Linked DNA regions of Homo sapiens: regions 2, 3 and 4 are each linked to region 1. A link is a contact called in ENCODE Hi-C or POLR2A ChIA-PET data. All regions are on one chromosome and are shown on one strand. Each heading gives the region's core, a stretch centred on a gene start or an enhancer-like site at or near the end of the contact. The rest is flanking DNA. Distances are from core to core; before and after follow the strand shown. Region 1 holds the start of BCLAF1 (BCL2 associated transcription factor 1). Region 2 holds the start of HEBP2 (heme binding protein 2). Region 3 overlaps SGK1 (serum/glucocorticoid regulated kinase 1). Region 4 overlaps SGK1 (serum/glucocorticoid regulated kinase 1).

The links. Hi-C counts contacts between places; a loop is a spot of excess contacts on that map. ChIA-PET counts read pairs that join two places held with the same protein, here RNA polymerase II (POLR2A). Pooled maps may share reads with other maps.
Region 2: a loop to region 1 is called in a map of naive thymus-derived CD4-positive, alpha-beta T cell, with 5 times the contacts of the local background. The contact joins the promoter of HEBP2 here to the promoter of BCLAF1 in region 1. A Hi-C loop is called at or near these places in 1 of 168 maps with a recorded cell type or tissue (naive thymus-derived CD4-positive, alpha-beta T cell) and 8 of 50 pooled maps. POLR2A ChIA-PET finds 5 or more read pairs at or near these places in 2 of 52 experiments (CD4-positive, alpha-beta T cell and naive thymus-derived CD8-positive, alpha-beta T cell).
Region 3: a map with no recorded cell type shows a loop between it and region 1 (7-fold over the local background). The contact joins the enhancer-like site here to the promoter of BCLAF1 in region 1. A Hi-C loop is called at or near these places in 1 of 168 maps with a recorded cell type or tissue (naive thymus-derived CD4-positive, alpha-beta T cell), 1 of 37 single-sample maps with no recorded cell type and 15 of 50 pooled maps.
Region 4: a pooled map shows a loop between it and region 1 (5-fold over the local background). The contact joins the enhancer-like site here to the promoter of BCLAF1 in region 1. A Hi-C loop is called at or near these places in 1 of 168 maps with a recorded cell type or tissue (naive thymus-derived CD4-positive, alpha-beta T cell), 1 of 37 single-sample maps with no recorded cell type and 9 of 50 pooled maps. POLR2A ChIA-PET finds 5 or more read pairs at or near these places in 1 of 52 experiments (activated T-cell).

What each region holds. Positions count from the first base shown.
Region 1 is chr6:136,288,492-136,291,341 of GRCh38, reverse strand. BCLAF1 (BCL2 associated transcription factor 1) reads left to right here and starts at 1,496. Exons shown (of 13, transcript NM_014739.3): 1 at 1,496-1,629. LOC124901408 (a long non-coding RNA gene) reads right to left here and starts at 1,328. Exons shown (of 4, transcript XR_007059784.1): 1 at 1,185-1,328. RefSeq lists enhancers at 801-920, 1,241-1,460, 825-2,024, 1,971-2,090, 1,509-2,105 and 2 more.
Region 2 is chr6:138,402,809-138,405,658 of GRCh38, reverse strand. It overlaps HEBP2 (heme binding protein 2), which reads right to left and starts at 1,436. Exons shown (of 4, transcript NM_014320.3): 1 at 1,062-1,436; 2 at 379-514. The coding sequence starts at 1,163. It also overlaps the pseudogene MARCKSL1P2. RefSeq lists enhancers at 1,180-1,700, 2,222-2,742 and silencers at 971-1,820, 1,951-2,020.
Region 3 is chr6:134,168,828-134,171,677 of GRCh38, reverse strand. SGK1 (serum/glucocorticoid regulated kinase 1) reads left to right here. Exons shown (of 14, transcript NM_001143676.3): 11 at 1-41; 12 at 500-655; 13 at 763-852; 14 at 1,243-2,422. The coding sequence ends at 1,410. Among named protein-coding and RNA genes, the nearest start is that of SLC2A12, 120 kb to the right of the region's middle. Within about 2 kb of position 1,362, at least 6 of the 41 ENCODE cell types and tissues checked have a DNase peak (open chromatin) inside an H3K27ac peak, as active enhancers do.
Region 4 is chr6:134,234,770-134,237,619 of GRCh38, reverse strand. The region is part of intron 2 of SGK1 (serum/glucocorticoid regulated kinase 1); the gene reads left to right. Among named protein-coding and RNA genes, the nearest start is that of SGK1, 82 kb to the left of the region's middle. RefSeq lists enhancers at 1,140-1,189, 1,330-1,619, 1,660-1,819. Within about 2 kb of position 1,484, at least 8 of the 41 ENCODE cell types and tissues checked have a DNase peak (open chromatin) inside an H3K27ac peak, as active enhancers do.

The DNA of each region.
Region 1 (2,850 bases), core at 247-2,746:
TCTCCTTTGTTACTACCTCATGTTATGTAAATAAAATCATAATCAGTTATATTGCCTCAAATAGATACTTCATTTTCAACACATGTGCAATAGAATTGCAGAGGGAGGTCGAAGATAATATCCTAGCCTGCAATTTGGGGTATTTTGAATAAATGAATAACAGCATGTATTGGGAGCGCCCCGACTCCCAATACATGCAGAATAGCAGACGTGTATTGAGCCCTTAGTTGTTTTTTTTTTAAATATAGTTCATTCACTCAACAAATATTTCTGAGAACCTGCGAATGCTTGGGACATCAGGGCACAACAAAAAGGCCAAGGATTTCTGTGTCCACATCCTGAGGTGGTAATGGGGTGAGGGACAGACTGTACAATAAAAAACCTACGATTCACTCCATGAAAATGTTGTCGTTTTTCTAGTTCAGCTGGTAAACTGGACTGTGAAGAAAGAATGCTCTAAGCACAGTGTTAAATTCACAACCAGGGCCCAATCCTAGTTTCGATTCACTCACTGACACCCTGGTTGCTAATTACAAGTCTGAAATCCATCAAGGTAGTTAACATCTCTAAACATCAAAGCAATAGCGGTTTTAGGCCCTAAGAAAGTGCAGCCCGGAGAAGTATTAATGCAAAATGTGCTACGGCTGTTATTTAAATTCTATTCAAATCGAATGTGGCTTGCCTATTTATAATCTGACTTATAATTCTGGACAACCAAGCTACGTTGGGCTGTGTTCCTCGGCTGCCACAAATCATCGTCACAGGCTGAAAGCTCAACTGCTTCGTGCTCTTTATTTTTTCATGCCTATGCCAACGTTGCCGATGTGGTAAAGCTGTCATCACGCCGCCAGAAGGGCGGCCTTCTTTGGCACGAGCAGCCTAAGAGGTTTCCGGCTGCTGCGGCTTGAGCTCCGATTTGATCAGACGCCACGAAAGGGATTTAGATCGTGGCCATTTTTCAACTAAGTGCGTCTGCCGAATTTAATAGCAAACCAAAAGCCACATTTTCTAATCTCCAGTTAGGCGTCCAAGAGGAAAAGTGGCGCTTGCTGGCTGAGGGAGCAGCGTGTCTGCAATTACAGCCACGTCTTGCCTCCTGGTCTTTTCCTCAGTGTGGGATTGTCTTTTTGTTTTTTGCCTGGTCTGAGCCGGCCCCACAGAAAGAACAGACCAGACGAGCTTACTGAGGTAAAACGCAGGGGCGGCGGTGAGGTCTAGGGGGTCTACTCAGAACGAGGCAGAGACACCAGCGAAAAGCGCCGTATGGCGAAGCTAACTCAGGCCTGACAAAACACCCACCCTACTCTACCGCCTCTCCGGCCAAGGCTGACGCTACGGGCCAGAGGGCGGAGCCGTCACATCTTCCCGCGAGACCAGCCACGCGACTTCCCAGAAGGCCGCAGGCAACATCTTAATAGCAGCCAGGAAGCCGGACCGGAGCGGAAGGGTGGGCGGGGCTTGCCCGCATATTTAGCGGCACCCGAGGCCACGCCCCAGATCGGAAGTGACGGAGACGTGCTAGCGCGTCGAAGGTAGCTCTATGGTTTTCCTCGCGTTCTTGAGTCGGGAAATGGCCGCTGTGTGGTTGCAACGGAGATAAATTCCCGGAACCGCGATTCGGCGTGTCAGGTAGGCCTCGCAATGTATTCAAGTTACTCCAGGGGCAGTGAAGACCGAGGACAGGCCATATTTTTGACTCTTTTGTGGGTGGTGTCGGGTTGGCGGCGAAAGGAGAACCAAGGAGACGTTGCGCCGTTATTTATGCGTTTTTTCGTTAGCTTCTCTCAGGTTTTCGAGGCACTACGGGCCGAAAAGGCCGGGCGGGGGCGCTGAGCAGTGCTAACGGCGGGCGCGCGCGTGTTTGCGAACCTGCCTGGAGACCCACAGCCCGCGCGGCCTCCCGTGCGCGTGCGCATATCTTCCTCTTCCACCCTTCCCCCATTTCTTCAGCCCGTACCTCTGCGCGCGCCCGACTGAACGCTCCGCGCACGCGCGCTCGTTCATTTTTCTCTCCCCCGCCTATGGCGCCGACGGCCGCTGGAGGTGCAACTTGTGTCCGCCTCTCATTGGCTGGGACTGCCACCTTTCTTCGTGGCCTGTGGGGTTTTGAGAAAATAACTGTGACCCGCAGCAAAGTGCGTTGAGTAGGTCTACCCCTTTTCGCGTGGTCTTTAAAACTGCCCTCCGGCTTCAGACCACCCGTCAGTTAATGCCTCGTTTTTGTGATGCTACTAGGTTTTAGTGCTCTGTTCTGCCTCTCGCTGCTGACCCTGGTTCTCTGGAGTTAATTTCGGTACCCGCGGCAACCTGCTGTTTTGAAGCGAGCGCGCGCTGTTGACTGGTGCTGGTTGCCTAGTTACGGTTCCCTAGCGAGAGGATTGGGTCTTAGCTGGTGGTTCTGAGCGTGGCCCTGCCCCATCCGGCTGAAAGTGCGGTTCTTCATGAGTACTAGCGAAGCCGAGTCTTTTCAAGTGATTCAGCCCATTTAGTCGTGTCAGAAATGTTGCAGCCACGATTGGTGGACAGCTGGTGTGAGAAATGGGTGGGAGTGGCGAATTGGACTTTGCCTTCATTTTAAATTCATGAGTTGGCTTGATTCGCTTTTAAGATTTATTTCTTCAGAATCAAGCTGAAGTACCAGCAGCTACTTTGCTACCTCAGACTTTTTTAAAAAGCATTTTAGAACTGGAAACAAATTAAGACTGAAGTTGAAAGCAAGTGTGGCTAACACTGACGAAAAAGATGAGCTACTTCAGACTTGTACCTCACTGCAACAGCCTCTTTTAAATTTTTTGGTGTTACAAAGCAAAACAAAATTTCTTGTTCCTCTTGTGAATTCTCATTTCAGTT
Region 2 (2,850 bases), core at 187-2,686, 2.1 Mb before region 1:
GAGACCTGCTAAAATATAAATAGCAGCAAAGCCAGACCAAAAGCTATGACTTGATGCTTCTAATCTTGGTACCTTCTTGCCTCCTGACGTCTCTGATCCTACCAGTCACCAAATTATCTTGAGGTGTTAGCCATAGAAAAGGACTTATCACGAGTTACACCAAACCCCAGTTCATCCAGCAAAATCAGAGAACAGAGGTTGAAAAGTAATACCCAGTGTAACCCTGGTCCTGAGGAGTCTTGTCTGAAAACAAGACAAGTCTTTGATGACTTGCTTATTTTTCCATTATAAAGGATATTTCTTTAATAAGCTAAAACTCAATAATAAGCCCGGGGACTCTTTCACAATATGCATAATTACAAGGAAAACTGCTTTTACCTTTCTCGTTTTTGCCTTGAATGTAGCTGTTCAGTTTCGTAAAGCCCGTCTGGATGGCTGAATCCCAGTCCATAGACTCCACGGACGTGCTGACCCACTTGGCTGGTCCATAGTGTCGGATCTCATAACTTCCGGGCTAAAGTGGAACAGAGAAAACTTCGAGAAGCAATTCTAAGAGGGTAGGAGTGAGATGCAAAAATACCGGTGCCATGATCTCGGGTCGACCTGGAGCCGTCCTGTCTAGGGGCTGCACCGCCCCGGGGTCCGGCCTGAGGTCCCCGCTCCTTAGGTCTGGGAGGTTCCCCTCCACGAGGTTCCCCTCCTTGCGATTAGGGACCGCAGCGGCCCCAACCCCACACGCTGGGGACTCGATTCACACTTTCAGACAAGCATCTATTACACCCCCTCGGTTCGGAGGGTTCCACCGCGCGTTCTGGGACGTAACCAGTTCCTCCCCGCCCCACCACCCCGCAAAGACAAGAAATTGAGATGGGACCTGCACTGGGGGTAGCGGGGAGGGTAGAGCTAAATGACCGGGGTTTCTCGTTTGCGTAGCATAGTGGGTAGGGACTGGGACCATTTAAAAAACTGTACTTTTTACTTAACTCTATGGGACCCGCTGGCCTCACTGCAAATCAGCCGGAAGGCGGGCCCAGCCCCTCCGCTCCCGAGTCGGCGCCTACCTGGGGGCCGGCGTCCTCCGGGGCCTTCCAGCCCGGCGTCTCCACAGCTTGGGCCGCCGCGTCCTCGGCCGCCCCGGGGTCTGGCTGGAGCGGCTCGGCCATGGGCGGCGCTGACGCTCTGGGAGCCTGGTCAGCCGCGCAGAGGCCCCGCACCCCGGGCCGCCCCGCCTGCGTGTGCGCGCCCCGCCGAGGCCCCGAGTCCCCGCTCCGCAGACCCGGTCCCTCCTCCCGGCCGGGCTGGAGACCCGAGCCCACCCGATGCGTCTGCCTCTGGACCGCGAGGGGGCGCCGCCACCAAGGCGGGGCCGGCTCACGACCCCGGACAGCTCCGGCCGGAGTTGCGCGTCCTGCCCCCGCCCCTCCGCGGCGACAGGGAGCCGCACCTCGCTTCGGCCCGCCTTCTTTTGAGGCACTTCCGCCCCCGCCCCGCCTTTGTTTTTGAAGGAAAGGCACACACAGGTGGCCCCGCGGGCAGTAGGGGGTGGCGCTGTTTCTGTGCAACCGGTTTGGGAACCTCTGCCGCGGCCCCGCCCGCGCTGGGAACCGCGGGCGCTGAGCCGCCTCGAGGGTGTCCCAGCGCACCGCAGGCAGAGAAAGGCAGGAGGTGGCGGCTGGCGACCCGACCCCCGCGGCCCCTGCCCGCACTCCTGGGGCTCAGCCAGGGCGAATGGCCGTACTCATCCCAAGAAGTTGTCCTAGGTCCCAGACAGCTTTCAGGGTCCCTTGCGGAGGAGGTGGTGGGACCACAGACACATGGAGAGAATCTGGAACTGTTCTGGTTTCTGAACTTTTCCCCGACAGGACCCCAGACCCTCTGAGTCATCCCCGCAGGCTTAACGAGACTCGGGGAGAGTTAGTGCCGAGGCCAGACACTAGTGCTTTTCAAGAATTTTGGTTACCAGGGCTTTCCCGAGCCGAGTGGGGTGCGGCTCTGTTCCCCAGCACCCCCTTTCCGCCGGCCAGGCCGACTCCGCGTTACTGTCCCCTGCGGCGGGGACCCGGCACGGCTCCGGCGCCCCCCAGAGGACTCCCATCGTGGGCAGCCAGAGCTCCGAGGCTCTCCGGGGCGACGTGACCGCCGCAGAGGCAGCAGGCACTCCCCACGCGAAAGCCAACGGACAGGAGGGTGGCCACGTGAAAAGCAATGGTGACATCCCCCAAGGGTGAAGGGGAGTAGGCCCCTGTGAACAGAAGAGGCAGCCGGGACCATTGGCAATGCCATGGAGCCAGCACCCCCTAGCCAGGGTGCTGAGGCCAAAGGGGAGGCTCCCTCCCTCGCAAGGAGACTTCCAAGAAGACGAAATTGCCTTTCAAGGCCAGGCACGGTGGCTCACGCCTGTAATCCCTTCATTTTGGGAGGCCAAGACAGGGGTGATCGCTTGAGCCCAGGAGTTCGAGACCAGACTGGGCAACATGGCGAAAACCCGTCTCTACAAAAATACAATAAAATAGCGTTGATAGTAGAGTGGAGAGCATAGCTGCCTTCCAAAAAAAAAAAAAAAAAAAAAAAAGCTGAGTGTGCTGGGGTTGTGATCTCAGCTACTCGGGAGGCTGAGGTGGGAGGATCGGCTTGAGCCTGGGGAGGTCGAAGCTGCAGTGAGCCGAGATTGCGCCACTGCACTCTAGCTTGGGTAACAGAGTGATACCCTGTCTAAAATAAATAAATAAATAAATAAATAAATAAATAAATAAATAAATAAATAATTATCTTTCAAGAAGGGTTTCTAAGAGCAGCTTGTCCTTCAAGAGAAATGGGAAGGAGGGTGGGGTGACTCTTCTGCCTCCTCAC
Region 3 (2,850 bases), core at 113-2,612, 2.1 Mb after region 1:
GGTGCCTGGGAGCTGTCTTGTATGAGATGCTGTATGGCCTGGTGAGTGGCACATTGGGAACCATGGAACACTGCCTGCTCCCTACAATATTGCCTTCACACAGCCCATGCTTGGCCATGGTGTCTTGCCCTTACCAGTACGCTTATCAAAAGCAGCTAAGAGGCATATTGGTTATTTTATAGTTCATAAGAATAATCACTTACCTGGTTCTTTTGTGCATTTCACATTTTACTAGATAGGACCACATTGAACCTGTGTGGTGGTGAAAAACTACCACTTATTAACATCTACCCCCTCACCCTCCACACACACACACACAAACACACACACGGGTTGCAAAGTAGACACTTAAATAGCAAGGGAAAAGAAAGCATTGAGGTGGGGAGAGTTTCTCAAATCGAGCCTAATATTTATTGCCGTTTATATCTTTTTCTCTACTGGTAATGTGTGCCATATGAAACTTCCAATTAAGTCTAAAGTAATTTTCCCCTTCTTTCAGCCGCCTTTTTATAGCCGAAACACAGCTGAAATGTACGACAACATTCTGAACAAGCCTCTCCAGCTGAAACCAAATATTACAAATTCCGCAAGACACCTCCTGGAGGGCCTCCTGCAGAAGGACAGGACAAAGCGGCTCGGGGCCAAGGATGACTTCGTGAGTGATGTTTTCCTGTCCTCCTGGGCCGGCCGGGACGTGCACTAGACCTCCCTGCCCTTATTGAATGCACCTGTCTAAATTAATCTTGGGTTTCTTATCAACAGATGGAGATTAAGAGTCATGTCTTCTTCTCCTTAATTAACTGGGATGATCTCATTAATAAGAAGATTACTCCCCCTTTTAACCCAAATGTGGTGAGTATCTGTCTCTCTTCTAAGTATAGAGAAGCCCAAAGGGCATTTATTTTAATTCAGAATTGTCTGGGGGAGGGTTGGAAGGAATACATTGGCAGATGTTTTCTCCATAAACCTGTTATTTTACCTACATAAAAAGCACATTTTTGTGTCCCAACAAGGCTCCCATAATTTTTAGACACATTTATCAATTCGAAGCACCAAAAGGCAACAAGTGAACATTATTCTTATGTTTAACTGTGTGTAGCCTTTTGAGATTTTGTGCTTGAAGTGGGTGATTATGGAAGTTGATATAAGACTTAAACTTGGTATTTAAAGCCTGGTCAAGATTTCCCTGTCCTGTGTCTAGTGTGAGTTCTTGACAAGAGTGTTTTTCCCTTCCCGTCACAGAGTGGGCCCAACGACCTACGGCACTTTGACCCCGAGTTTACCGAAGAGCCTGTCCCCAACTCCATTGGCAAGTCCCCTGACAGCGTCCTCGTCACAGCCAGCGTCAAGGAAGCTGCCGAGGCTTTCCTAGGCTTTTCCTATGCGCCTCCCACGGACTCTTTCCTCTGAACCCTGTTAGGGCTTGGTTTTAAAGGATTTTATGTGTGTTTCCGAATGTTTTAGTTAGCCTTTTGGTGGAGCCGCCAGCTGACAGGACATCTTACAAGAGAATTTGCACATCTCTGGAAGCTTAGCAATCTTATTGCACACTGTTCGCTGGAAGCTTTTTGAAGAGCACATTCTCCTCAGTGAGCTCATGAGGTTTTCATTTTTATTCTTCCTTCCAACGTGGTGCTATCTCTGAAACGAGCGTTAGAGTGCCGCCTTAGACGGAGGCAGGAGTTTCGTTAGAAAGCGGACGCTGTTCTAAAAAAGGTCTCCTGCAGATCTGTCTGGGCTGTGATGACGAATATTATGAAATGTGCCTTTTCTGAAGAGATTGTGTTAGCTCCAAAGCTTTTCCTATCGCAGTGTTTCAGTTCTTTATTTTCCCTTGTGGATATGCTGTGTGAACCGTCGTGTGAGTGTGGTATGCCTGATCACAGATGGATTTTGTTATAAGCATCAATGTGACACTTGCAGGACACTACAACGTGGGACATTGTTTGTTTCTTCCATATTTGGAAGATAAATTTATGTGTAGACTTTTTTGTAAGATACGGTTAATAACTAAAATTTATTGAAATGGTCTTGCAATGACTCGTATTCAGATGCTTAAAGAAAGCATTGCTGCTACAAATATTTCTATTTTTAGAAAGGGTTTTTATGGACCAATGCCCCAGTTGTCAGTCAGAGCCGTTGGTGTTTTTCATTGTTTAAAATGTCACCTGTAAAATGGGCATTATTTATGTTTTTTTTTTTGCATTCCTGATAATTGTATGTATTGTATAAAGAACGTCTGTACATTGGGTTATAACACTAGTATATTTAAACTTACAGGCTTATTTGTAATGTAAACCACCATTTTAATGTACTGTAATTAACATGGTTATAATACGTACAATCCTTCCCTCATCCCATCACACAACTTTTTTTGTGTGTGATAAACTGATTTTGGTTTGCAATAAAACCTTGAAAAATATTTACATATATTGTGTCATGTGTTATTTTGTATATTTTGGTTAAGGGGGTAATCATGGGTTAGTTTAAAATTGAAAACCATGAAAATCCTGCTGTAATTTCCTGCTTAGTGGTTTGCTCCCAACAGCAGTGGTTTCTGACTCCAGGGGAGTATAGGATGGTCTTAAAGCCAACCTACGTTCCAGGCCTTTTTAGCAGCATTTTATGGTGTCTGTCATTCATAAATCCATCCAAGGAAATCCTTTGCAATTTACTCATCTTGCAAGGATTGCTATGAAGTAATGCTTCCTGTATTTATTGCCTGTCCTGTGAAGTTGGACTATTTGTCCTGACATTTGGCTTGTCTTCAGTTACAGGTAATTCTTTCCAGAAATATTTGAAAGCCTACTCTGGGCTCTATTGCGAGTGCTCAGGATATCGTAGTGGACA
Region 4 (2,850 bases), core at 235-2,734, 2.1 Mb after region 1:
TGCAACCTCTGCCTTCCCGGGTTCAAGCGATTCTCCTCCCTCTGCCTCCTGAGTAGCTGGGATCACAGGCGCATGCCACCACGCCTGGCTAATTTTTTGTATTTTTCATAAAGATGGGGTTTCACCATGTTGGCCAGGCTGGTCTCAAACTCCTGACCTCAAGTGATCTGCCTGCCTTGGCCTCCCAAAGTGCTGGGATTACAGGCATGAGCCACTGTGTCCAGCGTTATTTTATGAAAATAAACCAGTGAAAATTAATTTCAGGCCAGGCACAGTGGCTCATGACTGTAATCTTAGCACGTTGGGAGGCCAGAGTGGGTAGATCACCTGGGCTCAGGAGTTTGAGACCAGCCTGGGCAACATGGTGAAATCCTGTCTCTACCAAAAATGCAAAAAAATTAGCCGGGCATGGTGGCATGTGCCAGCAGTCCTAGCTGTTTGGGAGGCTAAGGTAGGAGGATCGCTTGAGCCCCAGAGGCAGAGGTTGCAGTGAGCTGAGATCGCGCCACTGCATTCCAAACTGGGTGACGGAGTGAGACCCCATCTCAAAAAAAAAAAAAAGAAAAAGAAAAAGAAAATTAATTTCAAAAGTGGAATGTATTCACCCAACAATGTGTTCATTTATAAATAATACAGCAGCAACCTTGGGGATGATTGTTGTGGATGTTTTGATGTTTGGATATAATGTTAGTGGGAGACACAGGAAAATTTAAAATAGCAGTGATGGCTTCTATCTGAATCCCATTAACACTTGCGAGTTCATAGCCTCTTGATTTTTTGAGAAGGGGAGAATTGGAGCTCAACAGGTAGCAAACCATTTCATTCTGCAATTAGTCTGTCTAAAGAAAAAGGCTTTAACATTCAATGCTAGAATAAGGCTATTTTAGACATTTGAATTGCTGGCAAGACACCCCAAATTAGTCATCCCTTAATGGTTGTGTGTGGGTCTGTGTGTGTGTGTGTTTAAAATTCATTATTTACTTATTTATTTTTGAGATAGAGTCTCGGTCTGTCATCCAGGCTGGAGTGCAGTGGGGAGATTGTTGTTCTTTGCAGCCTCAACCTCAAAGACTCAGGTGATCCTCCCATCTCAGCCTCCCAAGTAGCTGGGGCTACAGGCACGTGTCACCATGCCCAGCTAATTTTTGTATTTTTTGTAGAGACGGAGTTTCGCCATCTTGCCCAGGCTGGTCTTGAACTCCTGGGCTCAAGCAATTCGCCCACCTCAGCTTCCCAAAAGTGCTTACAGGCGTGATCTACCAGCCTCCCTTAATGTTTTTTAAAACCACTTATTTAGGGCTATTGGTGAAAACAACAAATGAAGCATAGAGGCAATTACAGGAAGAGAAAGTACCCAATATTATGTAAAATGTGTTAGTACTGAGTCATATGTAAATTTGTGTTTAACTTCCTCACTCTTAAATTCTAGTTCCTGGAATCCCCCTCCTTCATAACTGACTCACAGTCTATTTTGGGACAAACCTGCCAATACTACAATCCCTTTACTGTACATTAAAATATATACAGAAAAGTCAAGAACTAATAGAATCATCAAACAATACCAACTAAGGGACCTCACCCACCTGTGAGGATGGAGCATGTGGCCTCAAAATCAGGGCTGACCTAAACTCTCCATGGTTGGAGTCACGTTTCCTAAGGCTGTGTTTGAAAAAAAAAATTAGTTAATTAGAAATACCTTGTTCACAGTTTAATGCTTGATCTTGTTCCTTATCTAAAATATCTATGGCCAGGTGCGGCGGCTCACACCTATAATCCCAGCACTTTGGGAGACCGAGGAGAGAGGATCACCTGAGGTCAGGAGTTTGAGACCAGCCTGGCCAAAATGGTGAAACCCCTTCTCTACCAAAAATACAAAAAAAATTAGCCAGGCATGGTGGTGCATGCCTGTAGTCCCAGCTACTCGAGAGGCTGAGGCAGGAGAATCACTTGAACCCTGGAGGTGGAGGTTGCAGTGAGCCGAGCTCGTGCCATTGCCCTGCAGCCTGGGCAACAGGAGGGAAACTGTCTCAAAAATAAATAAATAAATAAATAAATAAATAAATAAATAAATAAATAAAAATATCTATTTTTTCCACTTCCTCCTTGTCAAAACTTCTCTAAATTTTTAATAATAAATTTTATTATTTTAAAGTAATCTCATTATTTTTTTCTAAACAGGGTTTGAAGTTACATTTTCATCTTGATTCTAGTTGCTTCCTCCCCCCGCTTTCTTTACTATGTTCCAGTAATTTGATTTCAGAGTTGGCATTAACTCCCTGAATTCAGGAAGATATTCCCCAAGGACCTGAATCTTAGCCCTGGAAGCGATGTGAAAGCTTACATAGCACATCTCTCACCTTCAGTCAGAGCCATACAAAGAAGCTGCTATCTTATTATTCATGGCTTTAGAAAAGACTGCTCAACCTCCACCTGCATCTTATTTTGACATTTAGTTAGCTTTACTGTGTCGAACAAAGCCATTATGCTACACACCAAGCCTGTTTCCCTTGTTTTATACTCAGCGATGATAACCAACCCTGTCTGTATATAAAGCTCTCTATAAATTCATAGACTGTCTTCTTCAATTGTCATTTGGTCTTCTCTTCAAGAAAATTAATTATGTCTTGTTTGCCTCTCCTCATTGGTCTTTTTTTCCAATACTTGACTCATTTTGCCATCCTTGGAGCTGTCTTCTAAATAATTTCCAAGTTTTCCAATTAGTCTTATTTATTTATCTATTTATAAGATGGAGTTTCACTCTTGTTGCCCAGAATGGAGTGCAATGGCGCAATCTCAACTCACTGCAACCTCCACCTCCCAGGTTCAAGCCATTCTCCTGCCTCAGCCTCC